Linked DNA regions of Homo sapiens: region 2 is linked to region 1. A link is an interaction called in ENCODE POLR2A ChIA-PET data of the cell type or tissue named here. Cell type or tissue: B cell. All regions are shown on one strand. Links, peaks and the distances in the headings refer to the core of each region. The heading gives the core; the rest is flanking DNA.

Region 1 (15,830 bases), core at 5,257-13,256:
TGTGAGAAGTTTCCCTCTGGCCCCGTTACATTCTGAGGAAGTGGGGTCGGTCACAATGCATACAAGAAGCAAAGTGGGAGGGGACTGGAGAATAATTTTTTTTTAATTGAGTGAAGCAATGAGGACATGAGTCCAAGAATTAAAAATGAGAAAAAGAACAGTCATTCAAACAGGCAGCTAAGACAGACTTTCAGTGAGCATTGACTGGAGCGGGGGCAGCCCAGGCCGGGACTGTGTCCTCTCTCTCTAGAAATGGTAGCAACCCCCACTTTGCTATGCCTCTCTTAAGAGCTAGTTGATAAAAATTATGTCTTGTGAAACCGGCAAATAGTCTGCAAAGTGAAATAAGAACAGAAATTAACAGATTAAACTGAAATGAGAAGTCCAGAGTGGGGAAAAGAGAGGAAGCAGGGGAGATCCCTGATCACAACCCATAATAATTCAAGACGGGATCCTGATCCAAATTCCAGGCTGGGGTGGACACCTGGATGTGGGAAGAAGGAGCTGTTCCCAGAGTGGTTGGTCACCACCCAGCCTTTCTAGAAAAGAACTACTCCCCACTCTAAAAACTATCCAGTGTCTAGCCTTCTCTAGGAACATTTATTCTGACAGAATTCTGAAGATGGGCACAGCCAGGTGCCACTTGCCACCAGCTGTGTGGCCCAGGAAGGTCCGTGCAGCCCCATGTCACATGGTGAGAATGAGGCTCTACTAAGAGTGATATCTGCACCCCCAACCAGATGAGATGGATGTTCATAGAAAGGGTAAGTCCAGGTGGAAAGGAGGACCCTTCATAAAGGGGATCAGATTGCATCTTCCTGAAAGGGGACCCAGGCTACCTGGTTTATGAGTGAGAACAGCCAGGATGAAGAGTCTCGGAGCTCTCTAGGACCTGGGCGTGCTTTCATTTCTCCCAGCTAGCTGTCTTGCATGGCCCTGCTAGGGGGACTCAGAAAGGGGCTGGGAGAGGTTCGGGATCCATGCACAGCATGAGGGGGACCGGAGGTGGGAAGTGGGTAAAGTGGGCATACAGTGAGGACACTGAAAAGAAAGACCACAAAGAAAACATCAGGATAGTTGGGAGGTGACATGACTGCTGTGTAATGTCACGAAGTCACAGGATCCCCGGGGCATGGCAGGGGTTCGCAGAATCTACCTGATGGGGATGAGGAGAGGGCAGAGGGCTGGGCTGCCCCATCTCTGGGTCCCCCTTCTGTACCCCAGCCGCCTCGGCCAGATCCACCCGAAACTTTCCTTATTGGCATGAGGTGACAGATGGAAGTCAGGGCATCCAGAAGCTTCTCTGTAGCCCTGGCCCTGAGGCTGTGGCTCCAGGAGTCATCAAGTTTGGTTCTAGAGGGGCTCAGCTACTCCCTGCGCTCTTGACTGGAATGACACATGGACCTACCTAGGCTTTGTGTCTGGAAACATTTGGCTGCTTGGGGAGGCATCTGGGATAAGCACAGACCCAACACTCCACAAGGAGCATATCCTTTGGGAGGGGGTCAGGAGGGGAATAGACTCTGACCCTAGCCTGGCTTCTCAGATGAGTGGGGTGGGCGGCCCCAGCCATGGGGCCACCCTTCCCAGTTCAGGGCCACTCCACTCTTGCCCTCCCTGAGAGCAGGCAACCTTACTCTTGTGGCCACTGGTGGCCCCTTTCTGGCCATTAGTTAAGAGAATCAAGAGGCTTCCATAGTGAGTGGGAAGGTGGGAAGGATGGAAAAATAAAAGTTTGATGGTTGAGAACAGGGCAGCTAACTCCCAAAGGTCAGGAAGCTGCTGTCTGTACATTGTAATGCCTGATTTCTGTCCCATTCAAACCCACCTGATTGTATTAAGCTGCAGGGACTGTGGCCATGACAAACGGATGGGCCCTGGGCAAAAACACTCCAACCCCACTCTATCCTCCTTCCTGCAGCCCAGTCCATCCCCCGCCCCCCCAGTTCCCAAAGTCTTGGCTTTGGTGAAGGGCTGGGCACCCAGGGGACCCTATCTCACTCTGCCCAGCCTCAATCTGGTCACTGCTGCATGTCCGTCTGCCTGGGGCAGGCCCAGGGATGCAGGCCATGGAGGCAGAGTTCTACTAGATGTCTCCTGAGCCAGCTCATGGGGGCCCCGGGGCAGGCCCTCTGATGAGACAGGGGCCTTAGCATAGGGTCCACATTGATGTCCTCTCCCAATTATTCCATGTTAAGATCCCTCAACTCTGTCCTCCTGGGACTAGCATCACACTCAGGGGCAATGGCAGCCTGATTACGGAGGGGAGCAGGTTGTGCAGGCTGAGTGCACAGATCAGTGCTGCACCTGGAGGGCCGAGATGCGTGAGCCTTTGCACCTGTCATCCCCTGGAGGGGAAGCGAGGGGAGGAAGTGAGAGGAAAAGCCACCAGCTTCTGGGCTGAGCAAGACTGGCAGAGAATGAAGCACAGGGACACTGACCCCATGGGTGTCTCCAGGAAGGAGTGGTGCGCATGTGTGAGTGTGTGGACCGTGCACCCCCCAGTAACAGCCCTCTTCCTTTAGGCACTGGAACAGCACCAGCCCGTAAGAAATTTCCACGGTGACTGTTCTACATTCTGTGCTGGCAATAGCCACTTGCCACACATGGTTACTGAGTCACTGAAATGTGGCCAGTGTTTCTAAAGGAACTGAAATTTTCTTTTTACTTCTTCTTATTCTTCTTCTTATTTTTGAGACAGAGTCTCACTCTGTTATCCAGGCTGGAGTATAGTGGTGTGATCTCGGCTCACTGCAACCTCTGCCTCCTGGGTTCAAGTGATTCTCTTGCCTCAGCCTCCCGAGTAGCTGGGATTATAGATGCCGGGCACCACGCCCGGCTCATTTTTATATTTTTAGTAGAGACGGGGTTTCACCATGTTGGCCAGGCGGGTCTCGAACTCCTGACCTCAAGTGATCCTCCCACCTCGGCCTCCCAAAGTGTTGGGATTACAGGCGTGAGCCACCGCACCCAGCCAACTTTAATTTAAACCTAAGTTTTAGTAGCTCTTTGTGGCTAGTGTTATTGTACCAGAAAAATGGACACTAGGGAGATGGTGGAGGGTGGCAGTTAAGGCCCAGACCGCCTGGTCCAAATGCAGGTCCTACCCCTTGCGTACTGTGACCCCTTCAGAAGGAGTTTCTACCTCTGTGCCTGTGCCTGGTGGGGGTCTCTGCCTGGAAATGGGAAAGTCTAATGACAGTGGCTGGTTGAGTGCTGGCCTCTCTTGTGGTGGTCCTTCTTGCATGTGCCCTTCTTTTCTTCAGGTCTGGGAGCCTGTGGCCATCCTGAAGCAGCCTGCTGCTGGGGGGCATCTTTGGGGACGGCTTCCTTAGTGCGGGCCGAGGAGTCTTGTTGAGGCCCCTCCCAGATGGGGAACCATCCCAGCCCCAGGGGACACTGGTGGGGGAGCCACCTGCACTCAAACTCCTCCATCTTGGACTTCTGCTTCTGTGCCTGCCTTCCCTGCACCCTCTGACCCACACAATCGGAGAGGGGCACAGACCCCAAAGACCATTCCTCGTAGACCCCCTTTTCCAAAAGAGAGAAGTAAGGCCCTAGAAGCTGAGTGACCCGCCCATGGCCACTTGGCCAGGTGGTATCGGAGACAGGACAAGAGCTTGGGGCTTCCACCGCTGGTTGAAGGATCTGTCTGCCATAGAGCACGGCTCTAGGTGCCCCCAAATGCCTCCTCATCTCTCCAACTACACCCTTCCCGCCCCAATGCTTGGTCTGAGGCAAAGACCAGGCCAAGCCCTCACTCTGCCCTCCTGTCATCAGTGTCAGGGCGCCATCTTCCAGCGACGCGTCTTCACTCCCTTTGCTTCCTAATTCATCTCAGACCCTGACACTCCCAGACCTCCAGGTCTAGGCATGACGACAAGGCAGGGGTGAAACTCCGCCTGCAGCCCAGCTCCCCAGGGAGCCTCCTCCCTCAGCAGAAAACCCACAGGGGACAAGACTCTGTCCCTACACCTCCTCTGGAATCTCGGCTGTCCTTTGCACATGGAGACCCCCAAACACCCCAATATATTCTTATCTGTACTCCAGATTTGAGAAAGGCTGGGGAAAAGCATACCCTGTAAAACATCGCTTCCTTCATTGTCCCTACCCCATCCCTACAAGACCATGTTTCCCCTCGCTGCTTCTCCCAGGTGAGGTCCCAGGCCTGCCAGCTACCTGGAGTTGGAGCTGGAGCAGCCCTGGCATGTGGCGGGCATCACCATGGGCTCTGCCTCAAGTCTTGATACCCACGCAGAGGGAAAGGATAATCTAAACAGCTCACCCAGGATGGACAGCAGTCCCAACCCCTAGCAGCTCAACATCAACACAGCCCAGAAGGACGCCGAAGCCACAGCAGTCAGGACGGAGCAGGAGGAGGAGGGGTGGAGGAAAGGAAGCAAGGGCGGGGAGACATCAAACATTGGGCAGGTGGACACAGGGAGCGGGGAGGCGGGCAAGGGGTGGTAGAGGGTGAAAGAAAGCCCTGGGCCTAGAGTTCAGTCCCCAGTGAGAAAAAACCCGGAAGAGGCTTCAGAAAAAGGAGGTGAGCACAGGGAGGCCTCCTGCCTCCGTTCTGCTTTCCCTTTAAAAGCTGCCGTTCTCAAATACCCGGCACCAGTGAGTTATACCTGAGTTAATCAAAAACTCTGAGCTGCATCCTGGCCTTGAACTTCAGTGGATTTGAAATTTATCATGTATAGGTCATTTTCAAGTGGATGCATGTAAGAAATGCATTCTCTTTAGGGGTCCTCTCACCTCCCCGCAAATGCAGCCCACCTCTTGTGCTTCCAAAGCCCTGGGAGACCAAGCCACTCACCTGGGAACTGATAGCCATAGCTTGGAGCAAATCCGGGGTAGCCACGGCCATAGGTCGCCACGAAGTTGGGATATCCTTGAACACAAAGAGAAAGATCAGAGTCCTGTTAGTACAGCCGCCTCAGGTCTGGGGTAAAATCTCACGGAGGGTGGCAATGAGGAAAGCCTGAGTTATTTTCCTTCACAGAATAATTTGTCTCTCATGAGGGTTTTTTTATTAAGGGTCTGGGTCACCTCTCTCCTGTGGCCGGGGGCGCTGCTGTCAGCTGTTGCTAATTAACCCATATTTGGGCAGCCAGACCCCGCAAAGCCCATGTACTTTCCTGAACCTTCAGAGTAAATGCCATGCATCAGCACCAAACACAAAGCCTGCGCCTGGCTCTGACATTTGGAGAGCTTACCCTGCATGTACTTTACCTTAAAGCTATTGACAGTAGGAGATTAAAGTCCTCGTGATGCATCCTCCCAAGGCAGTGGACAACAGAGCCAGCACCAGACAGAGCATGCGAACTCAGGAGTCACAGTTTAGCGGCCAAACTCAGGGCTCACCCTGGGCCTCTGGAAAACGCTGGGCCTGATGAGCCATGGCCCACACTGCAGTTTTGACACTCCACGGAGGTGCCAAGATCTTTGGAGAATGGTGAGAGGCTGGATGTGTTAAGATGCATACCACAAAGTGTAGCTCCGACTCAGGAGCCCCGTGCCGTGTGACTGGATGGGCGTTTCACCACAAGCGTATTGTTTCTAGACCCCTGTCTCAGCAGGCAAGCTAGGGGGTGAGTGGTTCACTGAAAGACACTTGTAGAAACTGCCACTGGGCTGGCCACTGGGCACACAAGAAACTCAGCTGGCAAGTCCAGGGGCTGGTGTGACCATCTCAGATCTGTCACTAACCCCCAGTGATGTGAGGTGTCATTCAGCTCTCAGGGAGTCATTGTGGCTGCTCAGGCCACTTCGTTCTTCAAGTCCCTGCCTGATTCAGGCTAAATGAAGGCCGTATGGGTCAGGCTCACTCTGCCTCCCTCCACTCAGTGTATATGTAACCTCAGTACATTCTTGCTCTTAAGATGCCACCACGGCCACCCAACCACCGAGAACGTGACTTTCGCTTTGACTTTGGAGGTGAATGTCTGTGGTCATTTTTTGGCTGCCCAGCCCCTGAGCCTCTCCCTGTGTGTAAGTCTTGGAGAGAGGCCCACCCCCCCGGCCATCACAGAAGCTGAGAAGGCCTCAGGGCTCTTCCTGGGGCTGGAGGCTGGGAGGCAGGCCTGTGAACCTGGGCTCGACAGACGGAAGCCCTCCTTAGGATCTGCCTCTGGAGCTGGTAGGGCAGAGGAGGAGGGACTGGCTCCGAATTTATTCTGGTGTCAGTAGCAGAATCTGGCATCCAGTGTTGGCAACAGTGGCCCCCTGACCAGGTCATTCCTGAGTTGTCCCCTTGGCTAGGGCTGGGGCTCTGACCACCCAGCTCCCCCAGTTCCTGCCTGTTTTCTGAGTCCTGTTCTCCAGCCATCCTGTCAATTCTCCAGCACTGCCCAAGCTCCTTCTAATAATCTCCTTTGCTGCTTACAGCAGCCAGGGTTGTTTCTGTTGCTTGTTATCAAAACACTGGCAAACAATTACTTTGATGAGTGGACTTATGACAGCCTCCAGGCTCTCCAGCAATTGAGGGCAACAGTGACACTTTCCACGGGTGTCTCTGCCCTTCTACACAAACCCTTTAAAAACATCCCTACACACAGCTCTGGGGTCTTATCACCCACCTGCTCAGTGGCTTCTCATACATCACACTGACCACTTTCTGACCCTGCAAGTGAGGGCTAATGGAAAAGGATCCCTTACTAAATTCCACTTTGCCTGCACTCGGCAACAGGAGTCAGAGTTTGCTTGTCATCCTGCTGCCTACTCAGAGCTTTTGTGCCTTGGAGGTGGGCTCCACCGTCCCTCACTTCCTGGTGGATGTTGGTGTTGTAGCCTCTGCCTAGGATCAGTGGATCTGCCACCAGACCTAGAGCAGAAACTCACGGGTCTGAAGTCAGGAGACCTGGGTTCCAGTCCTGCCTCTGGCCCCCAACCATGCCCTTGGGGGTTGTTATGATTTGATGTATGTGTTTCCCCCAAATTTCTATGTTGAAATCTTAACCCCCAAGGTGATGGCCTTAGGAGATGGGGCCTTTGGGGTGTGATGAGGCCATGAGGTGGAGCCCTCATGAATGTGCCCTTAACAAAGAGGTCACAGAGAGACCCTCACCCCTTCCAACACGTGAGGACACGGTTAGAAGGGGCCATCTATGAGGAAGCGGGCCCTCACCAGACACAGAATCAGCCAGCACCTTGATCTTTACTTCCCAGCCTCCAGAACTGTGAGAAATAAATGTTTGTTGTTCATAAGCCACCTCGTCTATGGTAATCTGTGACAGCAACCCGACTTAAGATAGGAGTCTTCCTTTTTCTCTTGGAGCTTAGTCTTGTCACCTGTAGAAAGCCTTGTGGGTCCCTTGCAACAGTGACGTGCCCAAATTCTTGAGTGAGACCAGCTGTGGCTCCTTTCCCTTGCTTCCCCCAGAACCTTCCCAAATTTGCAGTCACAGCTCACTCACTGAATGGAACTGTCTCTACCTCCACAGGGTCTTGCCACCTGCTCCTTCCTGTGCACTTATTTCCCGGTGCTTGGTGACTCATTGACAGAAGCCTGCCCAAGCGAGGCAGAAGGACCCAGCAGCTCTGCACTGACTGCTAGCTAAGGAGCAGGAGCCCGGTGGGATGTTGAGCTCAGCAACCCGACGGAGAAAGAAGGAAGGAAGAACAGCAAAGGCCAGGGCTCAGATGCCTTAAATGGACACATGCATACTGGCGCCTTCCTTCGTATTTATTTCGTGGCTAGGCAGCTCAGTTCTCCTCCAAATTAATCACCTGCTAGCAAATCAGATCTTGTACTAGATTTCTTATACCATGATTTCAACAATATTGATAAATGGATTATATGCAAACAGCCAAGTCATGGCTGCCTAGGGGCTTTCCAGATGAAAAATGGCTCCTTTGCTTCTAACTTCAGAGCTGGGGGTCTTAAATATTTTAGTGTTAATCTGACAGCAAAAGCATAAGCCTATGTGTCACCTTCCCTCAGGGAGGGTGGGAAGTGGCAGAGCAGCCAGTTTCTCCCTGCACTTAGGTGACAAATACAATGCAATTATACCTGCTTTCTTCCTGGCTTTCCTACAAGGCTTCAACGAGAAAGAAGAAAAGCATGGTCAAGTTCACCCCAACTTTGGGTCTCACCCCACTCTTCCTGGACACATCAATACTATAGTCTCCCAAACCACAAAGATGAGAATTCGGCATCTGCCAGAGCGGGGGATCTTATCTCCACCCCCAATCGCCGAACATCCTCTAGGTCAGGCAGATGAAATCATAAATTTATAATACAACATTACTTCAATTTTCCTCTTCATTTACTGCTGTGCAGCCCAGCTCTGCTCGAATGGTTCACAGCCCCAGCCACACGGGGGAAATTGGCTGGCTGCATATCAATAGCACATTACAGCAGACCCGTGCAGACGCTCCGTCAAGCCACATTACGGTGGGATGACCCAGCCACCACTTCCATTAGCAGCCTGGCCCCTCCCACACTGGCCACTGCACAATTTATCTGCTCCAATACTCTGGACGCCTGATCAATCCCACAGTAATTATCTCTTGTCACTAAAGTAAAAAAAAATCAAGGCTTCTGCCAGGGTGACCACCTCTCTTGCAGATCGGCTTTCCATTGCAGAAGCAAAAATACAGAAATCAACAATAGAATTTGGATTTGCCACTGAGCTCATTTTGAGTCCCCATTTTGGGGATGCTGACAAAGTTGTCAAAACTGTGGTTCTGGTTCTAGATCTTTGCTGCAACCCTAGAGATGTTTCCCTTCTAGACGGGTCCATGACTCATCTTCTCCCGGGCTCTGTTACTCAGCTACTCAGAGTCATGGAAAACGGCTCCCACCAGGCCCCAGACTTGAAAGAGACAAGAGACAGGGCTGTTTATCCAGGGAACTGCCAGAGTGTGACATATCTGCTGCGTGATGTTTAGAGCACTGCCTGGGGCACCTCATCGGCTCCATGAGGTCTGCAAACAGACTAAACACCAAGTGCCAAGAGTCCTTCCTAGGCAAGGACGCGAAGGCTAAAGTCTACAAAGATGCTTTGCCCCCAGAATCACCCTGAGTTGCAGGGGCTCCTCCAGACCTGCGCCGTCCAATTTAAATTTAATTCAAATTATCTAAAATGAAAGCTCCAGTTCCTCATTCGCAAAAGCCACAACTCAAGGGCTCAGCAGCTACCGTGCACAGGCGGCTAGTGATATTGGCTAGTGCAGACAGGACCTTCCCTCCCTTGCAGGAAGTTCTATTGGACTGCACTGCTCTACAGGGACAATGAAGAGCTGAATTCTGAGTTTCCTCTGTCCACCAGGAAGCGGCTAAACAAAGGAACACTTCCTTGAGAATAACCTAAACAGATATTTTTGGGAAAGCCAGATCCCCGTCGAAATTGAGTGTAGATATGTGGTTTTAAGTTCCAGCCAATCTCCAATCTTTTGATCTGTTAGTGAACGCCAGCAGATTACAGCTTCCTAGTGCCTGTTCTTAACGATACTTTTTTTTTTTGCTCACATTTCAGGGGGCTTAATGTCAGGGAACACTGAGTCAGGACTTCACGCGGGGCTTCTCAGTACGACTGCACCTAAGAATGCTTTTGGCTAACGTGCTTTAGCTGATCATCAGCCTCTCTTCGTTTCTGGGCCTGCTAGGGTGAAGCTTTTCTTTGAGGGCTCAGCAATGTGCTATTTCTCTAACACTCGTATCAGCATGTTAAATAAACAGCATGTGCCCAACGAGGCCAAGAAAGTTAAAGGCAGTGGGATTATGTGGCAGAGAAGGCTCAGAGAAATAAAATATATCAACAATCATCATGTGTTTGCTTTTATTAAGTTCACCTTCATTAAGAAAAATGAAAGAGATTCTATCACATTGAGCTGGATAACTGTGGGCACCTCTTGGTGCGGTGCCGCAAAGTCTGAGGGGCTGCACGAGACCATTTCTGTTTTTTTGTTTGTTTGTTTTTGAGATGGAATCTTGCACTGTCACCCAGGCTGGAGTGCAGTGGTGTGATCTTGGCTCACTGCAACCTCAGCCTCCCGGGTTCAAGATTCTTCTGCCTCAGCCTCCCGAGTAGCTAGGACTACAGGCATGCGCCACCATGTCCTGTTAATTTTTGTATTTTTAGTAGAGATGGAGTTTTCACTATGTTGGCCAGGCTAGTCTCTAACTCCTGACCTCAGGTGATCTGCCCGCCTCGGCCTCCTGGGAGTAGAGGCATGAGCCACTGCACTGACCTGCAAAAGACCTTTCCTAAGAGTCTTAGGTGACTCTGGTTTTGTCCGGCTCAAAGGTGGGAGACCTGGCCTAAGGATAACCCCTCCTCTTCTCTTCTACATTCCTTTTAAGGAATTCCCATTGGGTTGATTATTCTGTGATTCTGTCAAACGCTGTAAAAGCTAAAACCAAAACAGGTGTAGGTTTTCCCCAAGGATGTCTGCAGCCATATCAACAGAGATCAAGATAGAATAACTGTGCAACTATATGCTTATCAGCCTCCCTCTGAAGAGACCACCCAGAGTATGGAGAAAATCTTAAATGATATTTAAAAATTAGTTCCACAGTGTTCGAGTCATTTGCAGACCAGTGTGCTGGTTGTCTCAGACTCCTCACTAGAATGTCAGCTCCCTGAAGTCAGAGACTTAGTTTTCTGCTGCATTTTCAGCATCTAGAACAGTGCCTGGCACTTAGTAGGTACTCATTTAATAAATATTTGTTGAATGAATGAATTTTAATGTTTTAATGGTTTATAGTCTCACTTCTAAAAAATCCCTAGAAGTGCTATTTATTTTTCCACTCTTTCAATAATAAAAGTTTAAATCATGGAAACCTCGTCTAATTTCATTGGTTAGTTAACTTTAAGAAAATGTTTTTCTGCATGAGTCAAGTTCATCAGCCAGATTGCTGTTGGTGAGGATGGTAGTGCTTCCAGGACTAATATGCAGGCATAGTGCTCGGTGGAGATGGTGACCCATGTAACTGATGGGGTCATGTCAGGCCATGCTACCAAAAGATTTGACTCTGCCTGATGCTACACTACCACTTTCGAGGGAAGAAGCAAGAAGAAAGAGAAACAGTCTTTGATGACAGAGTCAAGGGCTTCCATCATAGCACAGCAAATGGCAGTCTCCTCGCTTAGAGAGTCCATAGACCCAGAGGGCCAAGCTGGGCCAATGGGCAAAACAGAGGGCAGCCCAGGGAGTTCCCAGTGGATGCTTTACAGAGGGCTCAGGAGGAGGCTCTGTGATGGCTGGGGAGGCCTGTATCTCCTCAGATACAACTTGACACTGCATCTGATTCATCCCTTCTGCCTGGACCTCTGGCTGAGCTGGTTCCTGGCTGAAGGACACATTTTGGGACATCTTAGGAGACCCTGCTCAGTGCATATGGATGGCCTCACCACAGTCACTGGGAAATTCAGGAGGGCCCAGGGCTGATGAGGCCTGGAATCCAGCACACAGATCTTTGTCAGAAGGTGGCTACTCAAGAATAATCCAAACTCCTTGGGCTGGGAGTCCACAAGGAGAAAGAGGCCGCAGTTGCCACAGCACAGGTCACATTCGTGAGTCTAGCTAGGTTCTCAGCCTTGGGTGGTAAGGAAGTCCAAGTGGTAGGGCTTCCTAGTGCCTTGTTAATAACAACTCCCAGCTTGAGTACATGCTACGATACCTTGCTGATTTGAAGACACACATCTTTTCCACACTTTAACTTCTCTGAAAGTGGGATCTATCTTGCAGCCAATGTGATAAGAAAGCATTATGCGGTTTAATTAATAGCATATTTTTTCTTTCTGAAGAGTACATGAACATACATCTTACTAGCCATGGCATCTCAGATTAGACTAAATACAGCATTTACCAGGCAAGATACAGTTGCATTTATCCCTGAACAACCCCATGAAGTAAGATTATTACCCCATGGGTAGGATAAATGAAGAATAGAGAGGCTAAGCCACTTGCCCCAAATCACACAGCTGATAGAGTGAAGAGTCCAGGTCTGCTGATTCTGAAGTCCCAAGCTCTTGCCTCTGGACCACACGGCCTCCCTTGCTGGAGCCCTGCTCTGGCTAGGGCTGACCCCATCCATTCCATCCAAAGGGTTCTCTACTTGGTTAGAAGAAGACTAGTGCCTCTGTGACCTGGGGTTGGGCTGGATAGGGTCTGGGGTTAGGCACAACCACAGCTACAGCAGGCAAAAGGCAAAGGCCTTCAGCAGCAGGGTGGGGCTGCGGAGGTTATAACTCAAGAACAATAGGCTCTGAACTGCAACAATATCTTTACCTAACAGCCCCTTCTTTACTGTGGCTTGGGGAAGTCATAACTTGAACTGTGAGTAGACGGGGGAAGAGCTGGGCAGATGAGTAAGCTCCTGGCAGGCATCACATATCCATCCCCCAGCGAGCAGGCGCTGTTCAGATGCTGTCCAGATAAGCGCAGGGACCAGTGCTGTCTCCTACCACCTCAGTAGGTGCTCTCAGGAAGGGGCCACTCGGGTCTGCCCACGAGCTGCAGGCAAAGCCAACCCTGGAGCCCCTGGGCCTGCCTCTCCCCACCTTCCCACACACACGTGGCCAGGCTCGTTGGCTCTCAAGGTCCCACAGTAGGGTCCTCGTGTTCCAAGCCTGTTTATTCCGAATGGAAGGCCCCTGCCTTACTCATCCTTCTCATTTCTGCTGAAATGCCACTTCCCTGATTCCTAAGACTGGCTTCCACTCCTCATGACGTGCTCTCCAACCACCCCCAGACTCTATGATGATCATCAGGCATCTGTGCAATTCATGTTACGCATCAGGCTCTCTGTATAGACCACAAGCTCGCGGAGGGCAGGAAGCACATCTGCTTGTGAAGCACTGTGTCCCAAGGCTACCCAGGGCTGGTCACGCAGCAGGTGCTCTTGCCCCTTGCCTCCTGCCCCGCCTCCCTACCTGTGTTCCCATGATGAAATGTTAGGTACCCTTCTGTTCAGGGATCCCTGCTTGGGTGATTATGGAGATGTGGGCCTGAGCCTTTGCTCGGAGTCTGGGAGGCTGAGCACTCTTTGCTCTTTGTCAACTGACAGGACCTGAGCTGGCTCCGCTTCACACCTTTGCTTCTCCCAGATGAAAACCAGTTCCTTCTTCCCAGCATGCAGAGGGTACCAAGTTAGACTCAGAAAGGTGGGAAATTTCCTGAAGTTGGATCCTGAAGGTCTTCCATTTTATGCTGTAGGGCCTTTATGCTCATTTTAAATTCAAGACTCTAAAACCCAGTAGGTGGTAATAGGCTCAACTCTTTCTTATTTTTATTTTGCTTTTATTTATTTATTTTTTTAAGAGACAGCGTTGCTGGGCGCAGTGGCTCACGCCTGTAATCCCAGCACTTTGGGAGGCTGAGGCGGGTGGATCACAAGGTCAAGAGATCGAGACCATCCTGGCCAACATGGTGAAATCCCGTCTCTACTAAAAATACAAAAATTAGCTGGGTGTGGTGGCGCGCGCCTGTAATCCCAGCTACTCGGGAGGCTGAGGCAGGAGAATTGCTTGAACCCAGGAGGCGGAGGTTGCAGTGAGCTGAGATCGCGCCACGGCACTCCAGCCTGGCGACAGAGCGAGACTCCATCTCAAGAAAAAAAAGAAAGAGAGAGACAGGGTCTTACCATTTTGCTCAGGCTGGTCTTGAATTCCTGGGCTCAGGCAATCCTCCTGCCTCGGCTTCCCAAAGTGCTAGGATTATGGGCATGAGCCACCGGCCTGGCCCCCAACTCTTTCTTATTTTATATTTTTTCAGAAACAGGTCTTGCTATGCTCTATGCTGCCCCGGCTGTGGTGCAGTGGGTACTCACAGGCACGATCCCACTCTGATCAGCACAGAGTTTTGTGCTGCTTCATTTCCAACTTGGTCCTGTTCACCCTCCTTAGGCAACCTGATGTTCCTCCACTCCTAGGAGGTCACCATATTGATGCCAAATTTAGTGGGGACACCAAATCTGCACAGCCCAGAGTTCCTGGGCTCAAGCTTTCCTCCCGCACCAGCCTCCTGGGTAGCTGAGGCCATAGGTGCACGCCACCACACCCCGCTAATGTTTATTATTATTATTATTATTATTATTATTTTGAGACAGAGTCTCACTCTGTCACCCAGGCTGGAGTGCAGTGGCACAATCTTGGCTCACTGCAACCTCTGCCTCCTGGGTTCAAGCGATTCTCCTGCTTCAGCTTCCCAAGTAGCTGGGATTACGGGCACGTGCTGCAGTGCCCAGCTGATTTCTGTATTTTTAGTAGAGACAGGGTTTCACCATGTTGCCCGCACTGGTCTTGAACTCCTGACCTCAGGTGATCCATCTGCCTCGGCCTCCCAAATTGCTGGGATTACAGGCATGAGCCACCATGCCCAGCCTAATGTTTATTATTTTTTGTAGAGAGGGGGTCTTGCTATGTTGCCCAGGCTGGCTCATAAACTCCTGGCCTCAAGTGATCCTCCTGCTTAAGCCTCCCGATTACAGGCGAGCACCACTGCACTCAGCTCAACTCTCCTTCTTTCAGGTTGATTTCACCATTTAAAACTACCAGCTTAGAGTTTCTTTTGATATAAAACATAAAGACCTAATAAAAATTATTTTTTAAAGGAGGAGCTAAGGAATTATCTTGTAGTGAACCAGGAAATAATTATCACTGATTTTTAAAATCACACTCTTAAATATAGGTATATTTAGTTTAGACTCTACCCTTTTCTATCAACTGGTGCATTCCCATATACCATACTGTTTTAGTTACTGTAGCTTTGTGTTACATTCTCACTGTTGGTCTTTTCTCATTCCTCTTTTTAAAAACATTTTCTCATTTATTCTCACTTGTTTCTTCTTCCAGGGATAAGTTTTAGAAACATCTGGCCAATTTAAAAAAATTACAATAGGATTTCTCTTTGAAACTCTGTTAAGCCTAAAAAATTCATATGAGGAGAATTAACATCATGGCCATTTTTAATATTCTCCTGGCATCTTTTTCTATTTCATAAAGTTCCTCAAAATAGTTTTACCTGCCCTTGTTATTTCCTCAGACAAGTAGATACAATTCTTTGTCAGACCACAAGATGTTTTATAAATTTAAAATTAAGCCAGAAGTGATTTAAACAGCAGCAAATCTGAAAATATAGAAAGGGCTTATCAAACAATGTAGAAGTGGGACTCTTAGCCAAACCAAATGAAAATCCATTAACACTAGACAGCTCATGTGCCTGAATGGAATTTTACCATTAACTACCATTTATCCCACTTAATTAGTATTTTCCTGACACACAATAACTTGCACTAAAATACCATTCTCTCGCCTTTAAATTTCTAATTATTGTTGCGACCTACACCATTACGCATCTCCACTGCTTTCTCCATCTTTCATGCCATTTAAGCGGTAAGATTTTCAATTATCTACGCAGGACGGACAGAGATACTTTTAAGGAAAGGGACATAATATGCAACTCAATTTCTCTAAAAGCCAGGAGAAATCATTTTTAGTCAGAACAAACACACTTTGTCTTTCATCTTTTTTTTTTTTTTGGCAAATAAAGAGTAAAACAGGCTATTTAAAACATCCATTTAAATGCAAATTTTGATATCCCAAGAGAAAAATGTTAATCATTTAAATAGACAGGATTATCGCCCACCCTTACCACTTCCCTCCTCTCCCAAGTTTTAGAAAACGTAGCCTTAGCCCACACAAGTCAAGTCAGCCAGGAGTCCTTACATCTTAAGAACTCCCACTCAGATGAGAGGGCTGAGGCAGATAGAGGGGGACTTTTCCTTCTTTTGAGGAAGGAGATGGAAAAGAGAGAAAATAGTCTAACATATCCTATAAGCCAGGCATGGGGCAATATTATAAATACAAACACACACACAC
Region 2 (15,830 bases), core at 4,715-12,714, 59 kb before region 1:
CTGGAGTACAGTCGTACAATCTTGACATACGGCAGCCTCAGCCTCCTGGGTTCAAGTTATCCTCCCACCTCAGCCTCCAGAGTAGCTGGGACTACAGGTGCACACTGCAATGACCAGCTAATTTTTGTATTTTTTTTTTTTTTGTAGAGATAGGGTCTCACTATATTTCCCAGGCTGGTCTTGAACTCCTGGCCTCAAGTGATTCTCCTGCCTTGGCCTCTGAAAGTGCTGAGATTACAGGCATAAGCCACCATGCCCACCCTACCCAATTTTAAATTTGGGCGAAAGATTTGAGCAAGTACTTCATCAAAGAAGATATCCAGATGTTGATAACATGCAAAAAGATGCTCAAGATCATTACTCATTAGAGAAATACAAATAAAAATCACAATAAGATACTACTACAAATTCATTAGAATGACTAAAAAAAAAAAAAAAAAACTGAACAATACGAAGTGCTAACAAGAATACAAAGTAACCAGAACTCTGAAAAATGTCTAGTGGTAATGCAAAATATTGCAGTCACTTTGGAAAACAGGTTGGCTAAAGTTAAATATATGCTTGCCATATGACCCAATGTCTTCGCCCTATTTACCCAAGAGAAATGAAAAATTATATTCACCAAAAACCTGTCCATGAATGTTTATAGTGGCTTTATATATAATTGCCAAAAACTGAAAACAAATTGGGTATATCTATATAATGGAAAACCAACTCAGCAATAAAAATAAGTACTTGATACACAAAACATTGATGAATCTGAAAACGCATGCTGAGCAAAAGAAACCAGACACAAAGAATCCATCCTGTTTGATTCAAGTTATATGAAACTTTAGAATAGGCAAAACTAAGCTATAGTGACTAACAGTAGGTCAGTTATTGTCTGGGACCAGGGATGCCAGTAAGGAGCTCAAGAGAATTTTTGAAGTGATGGAAAGGTTCTCTATTTTGACTATGCAGGGAGTTAAACAGGTGTATAGTATATATTTGTCAAAACTCGTGGAATTGTGCACTTAAAATGGATGCACTGTATTATATGTAATTTCATACCTCAATGTATCTGATTTTTAAAATGCATTATTGTCTTTGGAAGGTAGGAAGGATTGTGGCCTTGAAACTGTTGTATTTAGCGCTTACATGAAACCACGTTCTCCCAGAGGGATATCACTGTCCCTGCAGCTTCCTGACCACAGGACTCTTTTGGCATGCTCCTAGCTACCTTTTGCTCCTATCAGAATCATTCCCTACCCTTTTCTTTTTCTATTAACTCAGTTCATATTTTATTATTCAAAAAATGGAAATAGTTTTTAAATGAAAAAGTGATACATATTTTCTATTAAAATGTAGAGAGAGAGAACATACTATTAATAAGCACATGTACCCTAGAACTTAAAGTACAATTAAAAAAAAAGAGAAAACCCACATATCACTGCATACAATTGACTTTCTCTTCCCAGACGTTCTTGTATTCCCTTTTTTAGACAGCTAATTTTAAAGTTAATTTTATCTCAGCTGAATATACAAATCCACACTTCTTTTGAAAAATTAAAAAGGACAGGAAAAGCCAGAATCCTCTTTGACCACTTAATGTCTTCCCCATTTCACCAGTCGAGATGTAATTATTATTACTGGAATGTGGATCCCAGCTCTTTTAAAAATAGTTTTGTTTGAAAATTTGTATTTTCATAGAGTCACACTTAAAAAAATTTTTAAATTGTATCTTACAGAATTTTCAGTGAAATCTTTAAACATATATTTTTCAGCATGTCACCTCTTCCTATCCCCCTCTCCCACTTGTCTTATTTCTCAGCCCCACATCCCAGAGCCCATGTAAACAACCTAGAGTGTACCCCTTTCTTTGTATCCATGTCATCATACATGTGATGTATATACACATATGTATCTTCACATATATACATATGTAGTTTTAATTTGTGTGTGTGTACATTTATACACACACATACATATATATGTATTTTTCAAAGATATTTTACCTTATTCAACTGTGTTTCATAAATTTCTTCAAGCCACTTGTTAGATTCTGGGGTTACCTGTTTTAATGGCTGCCTAATTTTCTATGATATGCTGTATATTGATACTTCAGTCCATAATTTCCCTAGTGATGGGGAATTCAACCATTATTATAATGCATATACCTCTCTTATAAAGTTTATCCTTAAATATTTTTTCCTATTTCCATTACTGAGTGCTTACTACTGGAGAGGAGGAGGCCTAGTGGTTTTTGTATATTTATCTTACATCCAGCCATCTTGCCAAAGTTTTCATGAATTTTAGTAGCAATTTTTCTGTATTCATTTTATTTTACTGCAGTCTTTTAAAATTTCTAGAAATAAAATCATCTTTGTCTTTTCCTCCCAATGTTTATGTCTTCTGTTATCTTAGTTTTTAGAAGGTTTAAGGTAATAATAGTGACAGCAGCACCCCTACAAGTTCCTTATTTTAATTGAAACAGGTTTTGTGTTTCACAATTTAGAATAATTAATGTTGGTTTGGCAAATATTAATAGTCTTTTGGTAAAGTGTTTTCTGTTTCAACATTCCATGGTGTTATTAGAAAGAGCTGCCATATTTTTCAAATACTTTATCAGCACATATTGTTATGGTCATATGGTTTTCCTCCTTTAGTTTGCTAGTATAATAGATGTTGACAGATTTCCTGATGTTGAAATGTCCTTGAATTCTTGAAAGAAGTCCTGCTTGGCCATATTAAATTACACTCTTGATATATTGTAGAATTCTACTAGCTAAAATCATATTTCAAATTTTTACATCTGAGCTCCTAAGTCTGTAGATATATTTTTTGTTTTATTACTGTATTGGGTTTTGACAGCAAAGCCATGTGTTTCATAAAACAGGAGAGCTTTCTTTCCATATTTCTCTATCATCTGGAATAGTTTAAATGGTGCTGGAATTATTAGTTAGATAAAACTCATTTGGATCCAGTCTATTTTTCAGTATTATATCTTTATTTATCATTTCAGTATCTTTTGTGATATTAAGTTTATCCTGGTTTTCCACTTCTTACTAGTTTTGGTAATTTATATTTGCTAAGAAATTTTCTGATTCCCCTGAATTTTTTGGTTTGTTGCCAATATTCATTCTTTTCTCTGTTAACTCCTTTCATATTCTTCATATTGTATATTTTTGCTCATTTCCCCTTTATTCAGGGGCACTTGTCCATTTTATTACTGTTTATAAAAATACAGCCTTTGGACTTATGTTTTCTATTCTATTGCTTTCAGCTTCTATTTATCAATTTCTTTTTTTCTAGTTTTTTTGGTTGCTATTTGCTACCTTATTAAGGAGAAAAAGTAATATATTCCTTCACCTCCCCCAAAAAAAATTCCATCTGAAGGCATTTAAAGCTTACATTTTGAGTACAGCTTTGGCTATATGCTATTAAGTTTGGGTATAATGTGTGTTTTCTGTTGCTTTTTGGCAGTTTGTATGTAATCTTTTTTAACTTTTCTCTCTGATCCAACAGAATGTTTCTTAATTTGTACACAGTTATAATATTTATAGCCACATGTTAATTATTTGTTTCTAAAATTTTTTGGGGGGGGGGCTGCTGGCCAAAATTTATTTGATTTTTATGTTCCATGAATATAAACCAAAAAAATGTGCAAACTCTATTCGAAGAGCCATCAGATCAGGTTATATAGAGCCATCAGATCAGGTTTACTAATTGCATTATTCAATTCTTCTATGTCTTTATTTTTGTCTATTAAATACATCTAGTTCTAAGAGAGGTATATTAATCTCTCTAACTGTATTTTTATTTTTTATCAAGTTCTCTGCATTTCTAGTGGCTTTTGATTTAAAGTCTTCAGTTCCTCTGATAATTGGGACATAAGAGTTTACTGCCACTGTATCTTCTTAATAGATTGTGTCTTTTGTCATGACATAATATTGCTGTGGAGTGTTTTTAACCTTAAATTCCACTCTGTCTGATACTGACATTTCAGTTCTTGCCCTTGTTCTTTGTATTTGCCTATTTTCTCTTTGTCGGCCCTTTATTGTTAGCCATTTTCATCACTTTAAGTGTGTTTGTATACACAGCACGTAACCGGGTTTTGTTTTTTCTAAACACATCTATTTTGTAATGATAGAAAATTCAACCCATTCATATTTAGATAATGGTAGATTCAATTGATCTCACTCCTTCTATCCTACTTTGTGTGTTATTTATTTTACATTGTTGTTTCTTCTTTTTCCTTCTAGTTTTTGCTGATTTGTTTTCTATTTTATTTTTTTATTTTTTCTCCATGAAACATTAAAACAGGAAAATTTGTTGTTCTCTAGCTTGGTACTGTCCTACCTCTTTTTTTAGTGCATTTTGTTGACTCAGGTAGGCACCTAGGTTAGAAGCCTCACTCCCACCCTCCCAGGCACACTCAACACTGACGCTGACATTTGTCACCAGGCTTGAACCCAGGGGCAGCAGGATGTATGGGAGATGGGGTTTCATTCTGCCACTCAGCAGCTATACAACCATGGGCAAATTATCCACCTTATTTGACCATTACAATGTAGATAGTCACGTGGCACAGGTGGGACTAAGCAGGGCATGTGTATGATCCACTTGGCATATAGTTGGTGCTCCTGTTCCCTGCTCCCTCTCTCCTTAGGCTCCTGGGCTGGGTTTGGGCCTCCCCTTTCTCTGAGCTGAGCAATCAGGATGAGGAGCATGGCCACGATGGCCGGCCTCATGTGTCTGGCTCACTTCTCTCAGGATTCCTAAAAGGGATTTCTCACATCAGCTTCCATTGGTCTTTCATTTCTGTGGGGCAGCAGGGATTATACTCTTCTCTCCTGCCCCTAAACAATGTAACGAGACACTGTGGAGTGCTGTCTGTGGACACACAGGAGGTGGGCCTGGAACCCAGTGCTCCTGCCTCCAGCTCCAGATAAAGGAATGCACCTTCGACTGTCTCCTCTAGGACCCCAGTGTAGCGGGAATGCCTTAAAACAAAGTTGTTAGTGTTGCAGCTTTTTGAAAGAACCTGTCTAGCTGGTTTTCTGGTTTTCACCGGAAGACCCATTTTACAAAAAAGATAAACTTGTTATATGCAGGAGACAGGAAATTGGAGGAGGGACCCAAGAAGGCCATGTCCTGGAGAATACAGCTTTCCTGGGGGCCTTGAGGAAGCAGCTAAGGGCCACTGTCCTTCATCCACGCTTCATCCCTTGCACTCCTCTTGGCCTGGTGTTTCTCTCCAGGGCTTCAAAGCTGAGGAATCCACTGATTCAGAGCATGCTGTAGCCGTCATCACCAGGTATTGGGACTTGCCCTCAATGTACTGGGTCTCAATTCTTTTGTATCCTCTCGTTTGTTTGGTAGAGAGAGGGGTGGAAAGTATTGTAGATGATCTATCTCTACATCTTTAGTTTTGTGATTGTAATGATTTCCAGTAGGCAAAACTTAAAACTCCTTGAGGGCAGAGGTCTGATACCTATTCAGACCCCTACTCAGGGGTCGTGGAATGCGGTTTGGCGCCTTCTCCCAGCACTGTTGATAACTGAGGGCAGCACCCGGGAGGGCCCCTTAGCTCCTTCCACCATCTGGGTCCTCTGATCCGCAGGACCTTTGGGGTTTATTCCCTGTCCACTCATGGGTTCTGTGTACCTTCTGCTGTTAATCTACACCCCTCTCCCGTCTGCTCTTCCATCTTAGTGCTCTCTTGCCACTTCATAAAAATGGTGCCACAAGCTCCCTGGGGACAAGGCAGGGACTTCTTCGCTGCTGGAGGCCCACGGCCAGCATTCATGCTGAGGGGTGAGGGTGGCAGGTGCGATTTGATGATATCCTCTCCCGCCCAAGCAAAACAACAGCTCTCCCAGACCCCAGACCTCCTCTGCAAGTGAAAGAACACCAAACAACTCTGTTCAAAACAGTTTATTTTATTTTATTTTTTTTTTTGTCAGACAAACACATTGATTTCTGGACCACAGTAGAGGATGGAAACCTTTCACAAACTTATTTATTTGAAAATACAAATATAAAATTATACTTTCCACATCTGTGATGTGAGAGACTGCCATCCACATAGTAATTTTTTACAACAGGGCTTTAAGAAAGCCACACACAAAGACCTGAAAGATGCTTGAGATATATATATAGATAGTACATATATATGTATATATATAAAAAAAATACTCACTACCAAAGTTCTCATCAGTTTCATACTAAAGTATAAAAGTAAGGGTGAGGTCAGCCACAGTGCTAGGGAAAGTTTTATTTAGATACATTTATGTCCACATGAAACGCTTAGACTTGCATCCTATTACATATGGAATTCGGAGTTTACAATACACCATGAACGGCAGATTGGCTAGCCCACGCTACTTAAGAGGACACTCACAGATTCCACATGGGATGGTACATTATGTACAGAATACAGTAGTAGAGAACCTTCGAGGGAGGCTCTGGAACTTTTGTCTCTCAGCCTCCGGCCCCCTCCCCCATCATGCCCCTGCCTCCCGGAACTGAAATCCTGTCTGAGACAATACATTCTGATTATTTGATAGCCAGGTGTTTGGATTAAGGTTGCCCCCCTGCAGGTCCCCGACAAGAGGGATGGATTTTATTTATATGTTTTTGTGTTTTAGTTTACTTACTTTTTTTTGGTAGAAAAAAAAGAAAGAAAAAGAAAACAAACATATTACAGTATTAAAGTATTGCTTAACTTCCAGCGTCTCCTTGTGTAGTGTCTGTGCCCAGGACGGGGCTGAGCTGACGTCTGCTAGTTTTCTGCTTTGGGGTGAGGGTGGGGAAACCCGCCAGTGTCTTTCTTCAATGTGCTTGCCTGCAGTCAGTCCCTCTGCTCTCCCACTGTCTGCCTTCCTTGGAAGATAGCCTGGCTTGCGAAGCACATTCAAGAAAAAAAAAAAAAAATCTCCCCTCCCCCACCAGCCCCCCACTCTCCCTCTGTTCCTGCGTGCCACTTGCAACCAATAAAGAGAAGTATGAGTTAGTGTTTCTTTTGTAAACAATTTCATATGCAATATAATACAGAAAGCATGGCTGACCTTCAATAAAAAATGTAGTAAACGATATTGCTTTATTCTTGAATATGCTGCAGTGAGTGAATGGCAGAATGAAGCAGTGTGGAGGTGGTGGAGGAGGCTAAGTCCCTAGCCCTCGTTTGCACTAAAGATCAAAATAGGTTTTGTTTTTCTATTTGGAACCAAAAATAAATTTTTTCCCCAAAAACCCCCAAATGAAAAGGAACAACAAGCAAAACCCACCCCCAAGAAATCAAAAACAAAACAAAACCAAGAACAAAAACTGAACACCTTTCAGGTCATTAGAACCAACAATTACCCAATGATTTTTATACTAGTCTAGCAAGATGTGTGTAACATTCACTGGCTGTGATTGCTGTGCAGTGAAACAGTAAATTGACAGCAATAGAGCCATGCTACCTTAAAGTCCAAGCTACAAGTTCAAATTAAGATGAAGGTTATGAAGGATAAAAACGCAAAGGCCTGCTGGGGCTTTGTTTGAATCAAGCTAATGGGCGACTGGGATAGAGCGCGAGGCTGTTTGGTATAGAGCGCGAGGCTGTTTGTTCCCAGTGGATATAAGGAAGGCCACGAGCCAAGTCTGTGGAAGCTGCTAGAGAGCAGACCAAGGCTTGGTCATCTCCGTCAGCCCCATGCCCAGCTAGGACCGGGAATGGGTCCGGGAGCTAATGCCACTCACTCGCCTCTGCTTGGGAGGAGAGGAGTTCGGGGGTCTCAGGCAGATGGATCTGGAAGCCAGAAAGTCACCCGGTGGCTGTTTGATAATTCCGGGGAAAAGCCATCAGCCAAGAGGGTTTCTCCCCCAGGGAAGGCGAAAGGTGGTTCCCATGTTCGCCATTGAGCTTAACTGAAACAAAGACGAGGCTGAAACATCAGTGTTAAAAGAATTTACAAAAATCTTTCAAAATGGACTTCTAGATGGAATGGGGGGACTAACGTGAACCTTAAACCTAGGTAGCCACATTAAAACATATCGGATTTCCACAAGATTTGTGCTATGGGCTACTGGGTCTCTTCAAAAGGTATATAAACATCTAAAACATATTCACACAGATTATCAATTTCTTCTGAGCATTCTTAAAAAAATATTTTTTCTCTTAGTAAAATCATTTTAATATACCATGCCTCCCTCTTTTAAAAAATAAATTAAAAAAATCCAGTTTTGCATATCTAGCATTAGCATTTAAGGTAGTATGGCACCCCTTCACAGTGGGTGGGGGGGGGGGGATCTACAAAACGCCGTAGAGTCCGCCGGCATTTTAACATGGTGAGACCTTGGGTTAGTTGAAACCACATCAGATCAGCTAAAATAAAATTAAACTTGAAATTGAAAAAAATAATTAAAGGAAAAAACTGCCCCAAAATTATTAGCATTTTTTTTCATAAATAAGAGAAAGTTCTATCCTTACTGGTCCTAAATCTGAATAACTATGTCTAATTTTTTTTAAACCTTAATTATGTTATACCTATCAATATGTACTAGAAGAAAGAGGAGAAAAAAAGTCGCTACACTAGTACCAGGACAGCACGCTTACAAGATAGCCATTTTATACATTATTAACATACAATGATCAACAAAGAGTCTTCTATGAGGTGATGGGGGATGCAGAGAAAAGGAAGGGAAGTACAGTACATCACCAACATGGACAAAATAGGAATTAAATTCCCTCGTCTAAACACTGAATTTCTGGGAATTTACTATTTTTTCTTTCTTTTTTTTTTTTTAAATAAAACTTATGTTTTGTTGTTTTATGACTTGAACAAGTTTTGATATTTTAAAAGCGCTCAGCATTTAATCTGGTTGTTTGGGGGAAAAGAAAAGAAACAAAGAAAGGAAAAAAACAACAAAAAAACCTCACCAAACAACCTAACATTTTATTAGAAAAACAAAGAACATGATTTTTTTTTTAATTAAAAAAAATGTTGTTGCTGTTTCATTAGAATTGAAAACGGGTTTTTTCTTTCTTTCTGAGTTAGCATTTTGGAGTCTTTAGTTTGAAGATGCTTTTGCCCTACCATGTCTGTGAATGTCTACATTAGTCTACTTTGTTAGTAAAATTTATAAAAATAGGAGTGCAGCAGCTCTTTATAATAAATGTCGCATTCAGTGTCTCATACTGGCTGTGCCTTAAGTACCAAATTTATAAACGTAACAATTTAAAAAATATTAATAAAACGTCAATATCACATTTTAAAAAAGAAAAAATATATATCCACACTACAATATGTTTTAATGCCATCTATTGAGTTGTACTTCTATAGTTGCTGTTGCCGACCTATTACCAATATTTAAAAAAAAGTTAAATTAAAAAATATCCTTCATCATAAGTATCTTTCCCCAACCGAGGACCATATATTATAACAGCCAAATGTTAAACATGTGCAAAGAGGAAACTGTCAGTTTTTCCCACCAGTCACAGTGCAGTGATGTTTATACTTTTTATTTTTAAAATTCTGTTTACATCTACAATAAATTAAAAAAAAATTCTTCCATAGCCTCTCTGGTGATACTTGCAGCACTGAGGTATTAAAAAAAATATATATAAACCAAAAGGTTGCTTTCCTAATTTGTAAATAGAAAGTGAATGGAGAAAGGTTGTATTAATGCAGGCTTATCCACTCCTGGCCCATGGGCCCCCAGATGTGGGAGCAGGGTGGGGGGCAGGGGGAGAAGAGAGGCAAAGTGTCCTAGGGACCTTTGGAGGTGCTGAAATGATTGGACAATAGAAAATGATCAAATATTTAAAAATTAAGACTGAAAAAGAATGTCCCCCCCACCCCACCCCCACCCAAGCCAAACAGGTGTGCTTTGAAACTTTAAATATGTTAAATATTAAAATTGTAGCTTTGTTTTTAAAAAACATCTTGGGAAAAGCAGTTTTTCATATTTTAAATAAAAATCTAACTAGACGGTAACATTTGAAGCTGTGCACAGACAAGAGGTTAATAGGCTGGTACAACACTAATACAGTTCTTAGGTCTATCACACAGACAAAGGAGCTAAACAGTGCTCTAACTTGTCCTGGGGTGGTCCTGGCAGCTGGGCGATCTTCATCTCAGTAACTGACTTGGCCAACGTTCCCTTCCCGCCTCCTTCCACAGAGCATCAAACTGCCTGGGACCGACTCCCTCACAAAAATATTTTTGATTCTCTCTTTCTTAATAGTTTCTATGTAGTTAATGGAATTGTATTTACAACATTTCTTTTTTAGAATTCACAATTTCAAAAAACCTTATAATATCACCTCTTTCAACAGAAAAAAAGCACTTATAGAAAAGGAGGACACTCAAAACACTGTCGTCCTTACCTTATTGCCGAAAATAGATAGACTCAGATTAACAAAGAGACATCACAAAAAGAACTGCTAGAAAGTCTGTTAATTAGCTTACTACATCTCACTTCTTCTACAACGCAAAATAGAAAGCTCACGCCCACCTCCCGCCCTGCACTTCACAACTTTGCTTCAGTGTGTGCTAAAGTTCCACCTGAAAATTCATACAGTCTCAGAATTGGTACCAAAATATGGAGAGTCATATTACCATCTCAGCATCCTTTAAAAGTGAGAACAGAACCAAAACAAGCAAAAAAAAATGTTTTAAGAAAAAATAACTCCTTAATATAACAATTATACTATGGTTAGCTTTGAACTAGATATTAAAGCTATGTGACTACTGGACTAAGTCAAAATCACTACCAAATGTGATTCAAAGAGATTTAAAAGGAGAATGGGAAGAGAGGGAGGGAGAGGGAAACCATCAAGAAAAACAAAACAAAACAAAACCGAAATCATGGGTTATATACACATTTAAAAGCTGTTGTCTTATATTACAGCAGATTCGTGAGATGATGAGATGTAGTCAACCCTCGATCCGAAGTGAGCCATCTCTGGTTGGGATGGGGAGTGAGGCTGGTGGGGGTCCAGGTCTGAGGACATCACCTAAACAAAGGGCCACTCAGAAACTTCGCCCAGTCTTGCCTGGACATCCAGGTATGCTCTGCAGGGCAGGGAAGGCCAGGATGTCCAGAAGAAAACATAAAATGGAGGGGAGAGGGGAGGAGAAAGAAGTGTCAGACAAGTATGCGATTTCCTCCACTGTTTTAACTAGAGTTTCAAAGATGGACTTCACTGGACTATTGAATACGCACGAGAATCACCTGGCTAGAAGCTTACTGAGATCACAGGTTGGGAAATCTGACATCTAAACCATACCTGACACTGGGGAGAGGACAAGGCTTCAATTCTTTTGCTGATTTGATATAGTACCATAGGGTTGTTGAGGTAGTGGTGGGAAATGTGCTTACAGGGATTGCAGCCAGGTGGGCAAACTGCCCATTGACCTGAGATACCTTTTTTCTGTTTAAACTTCTGTTTTCAAAGCTAAATGTTAAAAAAACAAACAAACAAACAAAAAAAACCCCACAAACTTGCCTTTATTAGATACCCATCGATAACTTTTAAATGCAAACTTACACTAAAAGATCATATCATATACCAAAAACTAAAGGTCATGACACTAAAAATATACAACAAATAACCGGCTTTGGTTACAGGAAACAAAAACAGGCCCAGGATTCACAGATGTGTTTACTGAGTCTCCCTGAATTGACTGGGAGTAGGGGGCCTGGGCTCCTCTTTTGTGGATGGCGCTGAATGTCAGAGGGTTGGGGACAATGGGTGTGTTTGACCAGTCCTTCCTAAGTGCTGCGGGTGCAGCCATCTGACTCTATGAGCTCACCTAATCCATTTTGGAAGGGGGTGAGTTGCTACCACACTCTTGGTTACTTCATCCTTCTCTGGAAATTGAGTCCTAGACTTAGATGAGGGAGGATGGGCTGGTAGCAGCCTCCCCCATCCCATTCCACCCCACCCCACCCCTATGGAAAGGCTTTAGTGGCCTTGGGGTTATATGGAGCTGTGGGCAGGAAGCCCTGCACCACTCCTTCTCTTCCAGGGGAGGGAGGGAGGGAGCACAGGCAGCCCCAGTGTCTGGCCTTTCAAGGGTCTGCTGTGCCTGGTAGTTGTTTAACCCCCTCTTCATCTGACTCCACAAAGGGCTGGAGCCATCTTCAGTCTCCAGAGTTCTTGGTGATACCAGTTGTCCCTGTTCTCAGAGAAACCTTACTTCCTCTGGGTCCCCAAACCCAGCTTAATTAGTAGCAAGTAGCTTTCCTTCAAACTGTTAGTGGCCTCTGGCTCTGGCCAGCAATGGCTGGGTCAGTGCTCAAGGGGAAGTGGAGGCGAGGGGTGGGAGAATTCACACACATGGTTTATTTGGTTAAGAGAGGCAGTTGCGTTAGTTGAGGTGATCCCTTAGCAGCAACATTAGAGAAATCCAAGAGATTTATGGAGCTCAACTCAACCCAGTTCTCCACCTGGTCCGACTCAGGAGCCAGGAGCAATCCCTCTCTACGAGAGAGGCATCCAATGAAGTGCAAGCCCAAAGTGGCCAGTTCATCTCCAGCCTTGCTTCTCCTACATCCCAACTCCAAGATTGAAAGGCTTTGGTGCCTCTGTGGGATTTTCCGAGTGGAATCCATTCCCTGGCCTCAGCTGTCACCCTCTCTTTTCCAGAGACAGATCCATGTTCCAACCTCACAAACTTAACGTGCTAACACAGTACACATCTAGCGCTTTCACAAGGACAACCCCTCTCCCTTGCTGGTGTTCTTCCCAAGAAGGACAGATACTCATTTCCAAAGGAGTGTGTGGCAAGGGGCTTCCTCACTGCCCCAACCTCCCTCTCCTCTCTTCCGTCCTCCCCCATATCCCCATCAAAGTGATTGAAAAAATGTTTAATTAACTTGAGCTCAGTTTAAAAGGTTAGGAAACTGGCAGGGATCCAAATCCATGTTACACAGGTGATGTCGTTAATTTAATTTGCTTTTCGTGCAGTAATCTGGATAATTACTCAGTAGTTACTGGCAAAAACGTTTTCTTTTCACTAAAAGATGGAGTCTGGCTGTTTGACTGCATGAACCCCATTGGCTGAGCCCCAGCAAGGCCTGGGGAGCTGAAGGGGCCCAGCAACCCACAGGGCCAGCTCAAAGGACCTCCAGGAGTGGGTGGCCCTGGCCCCCATCCCTGCTTCCAGGCCTAGCAGAAGCCCAATGCTTCCCTGCCTCTATCCCCCTGGGACGGGCACAGCACGAGATCTCCTTCCAGTTTCCCACACTCTTGATTGTATTTCAAGACAGAGAAAGATGAAGGGTGGGGAAGATACAGAAAAAGAATCCAAAGAACCAAATCAAGAAAAAAAGAGAGAGAGTCAAAAAGGTGGGGGTCATGATTAAAAGCTGGAGGAAGAGATGAGAGATTAAACGACTGGATTTGCTTTTGCCCCCACCCTCCTGAAAAGGGGTCCAGAAAGAGGAGAGAGAGATGTGGATGTGATGAGACAGGGGCACGCACGTGCATGTATGACCTGTGGACATACATGTACGGACACACCGGCAGGGCAGAGACACATGGCAGAGACGGTAATACCTCAGAGTGAGATGGCAACGAAAGCACCTGCTCAATGGTATCCATTTGTAAAGGCCGTTGCAATCAAAGGTCCCTAAAATTGCACAATTGTTAAGGTCATCAGTGTGCTATACATGGGAACAGATTGTCATATTCTGGGAAAGGAAATTATCTCTAGGACTAGTTCTGTGGTTGCCAGCATGAATATGTAATTCTGAGACACCGTGCCATGAGGGGCCAGGATGACATCCTCCTCAGCTCCAAATCCCTAGTCCCCACTCCCTCCGCCCCTACCAAGCCTATCTGCTTACCCCGGGGGAAACCAAAAGCCAGATTCAGAGGCGTGGGTGGATGGTGGGAAACGGGGGTTTGTGCCCCCAGTGATGGGCATGTTGCCCTGAACCCCAGAGTGCAAAGATAAGTCTCTGTCCGCAGTCCCAACGGCTCTAGCTGGGGAGAAGAAATCCCAGTGCAGACAAACTGGGATGCTTTCTGGTTATTTCAGAAAAACATCACAGCCCACAGGTCAAAAGACCCCGGTTTTCAAGAACAAATTGGGTCTGTGTTTCTGGATGCTGAATATGGAAATAAGTTGTGTTATAAGTGGTGATAGACGGTCCCCTAAATTGAGCAGCTCTCAGGTGAATAATATTATTCTGGATTTGGTACCACAGTTGATCCGAAGGGATTAGATTCATCAGACTACTGACTTAAGTGATACTGGCTTGGGAGCGGAGCTGAACAAGGACCCATCCTGCACAAGTAGGGCTGGCAGGCGTGTGTGCGCCTGTGTGTGCGTGTGTGCGTGCGTGTGCGTGCATGTCTGTGTGCGTGTGTGCATGCATGCGTGCGTGTGAGTGTGTGTATGAGGGAGGAGCTCCCAATGCCAGGGGGCATGAATGAGGCCACCTTGGTGCCCTAGACTGTCTGCACATGTTTTGTTCTCCGCAGCGTGGCCCCCAAGTCAGGGCTTGCCAGCTGTCACTCAGAAGCGGAGTCTGACAGGAACGTGGCCTGGGACTGCAGACGCACCCATCTTAGCTCAAAACCAAACTGCCTCCAAAATGCTGAGGCTGGCTAGGGCAAAGGTTGGCCAATTTTCTGTTTCCAAAATGGAAGGGACAGCGAGCAAGTGGGCTCAGGCACATTCATGCTCACACACACCGGGAGGGAGAAGAACAACACAATCTGAAAACAGCATGCAAATCTGTTAAGCAAATTTCCATTGCCTGGATTAGTCAGATTATAGAACCACAGAGCATTACAAATATCAAATGCATCTGGCCTTCAAGGGGTGGAGGCTGCAGCTAAGGAACGCAAATGGGAACTTACTTGGAACCTGGAAACTGTAAGAAACATTAGCAAAGGAAACTGCCTGGGAGAGGGCTTGGATCCCCACACCACCTCCCGGGCTCCAGCGCTGCCACTGGACCTTAGATCAGGGGCTCTATTGACTAAGGCTGCTACTCTGGTGGGGAGCTGGGACATTTCCCAGCTCTCAGGTCCCAGCCCACATGACAGTGTCCAGAAAGCGGGGATCAAGGAAGGTGGCCACTACTGAGGCCCTATTACGTGCCAGCGTGGGACACTGTTTCGAATAATCCTCCCACAATCTTTTGAGGAAAGCATAGAGATTCTGGTTTTGCAGCCAGGGAAATGAGATTCAGACGGGTTATCGAAGTGGCTCAAGGATGCACTGTGTGAAGGTGATGGAGTGGTGATCTGAACCGGACCTGCCCATGCTCCTTCTGCTCCATCACACAGCCACACGAGAGGCACCCAGGACACCTCTAAGACGACGGAGGCTTCAGCCCTCAGGAGCTGGTGTGATGTTGATGGGGACCCTCTGTCCTCTCCTCTGCCCCCGATGTTGGGCTTTCCTGGCACACCCACAGGCCACAAGGAGCTGGTCAGGAAGGAGGAGGCAGGAGGGCAGGGGAAGGCAGGTACTTACAGCTATGCCGTGGCCGAAGCCCGAGCCCGGCTGTGGGCTGGCCGCACTTATGTAATTCCCCACTCCGGAGTCCTGGCTGGCAGGGCCGTAGAGATCGGCGACAGGTCCTGGGCTGTTGGCCCCCGGGAAGCCTCCGGGCCGCGCCGGGTTGGAGCCTGCCGGGGAAGCGGGCGCGCCAAAATTCGGTTGAGCACTGTAGCTATTCAGGACTGGTGTGCAGAGAATAGAGCTGGGTATGAGGCCAGAAGCCAGGCATGCACCGGTCATTACAAGCCAAACACTTGAGAAAAACAGCTGAGGCCCAACTTCTAACACTCAACCAAGGCCATGCGAAAACATCAGCAGGGACTCAAGAATACTCAGCCC

Evidence for each region. Peaks named below come from ENCODE experiments on the same cell type or tissue, not always from the same donor. Only the 100,000 strongest peaks of a DNase experiment are listed, where the experiment ranks them.
Region 2: POLR2A ChIA-PET joins it to region 1 with 5 read pairs; 2 of 35 experiments call an interaction of 5 or more read pairs at or near these places.

What each region holds. Positions count from the first base shown.
Region 1 is chr17:57,616,293-57,632,122 of GRCh38, reverse strand. It overlaps MSI2 (musashi RNA binding protein 2), which reads right to left. Exons shown (of 14, transcript NM_138962.4): 10 at 4,820-4,894. It also overlaps the pseudogene RN7SL449P. Among named protein-coding and RNA genes, the nearest start is that of MSI2-AS1, 16 kb to the right of the region's middle. RefSeq lists an enhancer at 2,197-2,296. In B cell, for the core only: no CTCF peak of the experiment used is centred there; DNase peaks (open chromatin) are centred at 8,292 and 9,122; H3K4me3 peaks cover 1,827 bases; H3K27ac peaks cover 1,242 bases.
Region 2 is chr17:57,674,761-57,690,590 of GRCh38, reverse strand. MSI2 (musashi RNA binding protein 2) reads right to left here. Exons shown (of 14, transcript NM_138962.4): 12 at 15,465-15,619; 13 at 13,532-13,604; 14 at 5,902-11,042. The coding sequence ends at 13,563. It also overlaps the pseudogene RNU7-134P. Among named protein-coding and RNA genes, the nearest start is that of CCDC182, 63 kb to the left of the region's middle. RefSeq lists an enhancer at 13,880-14,379 and a silencer at 14,648-14,717. In B cell, for the core only: no CTCF peak of the experiment used is centred there; no DNase peak of the experiment used is centred there.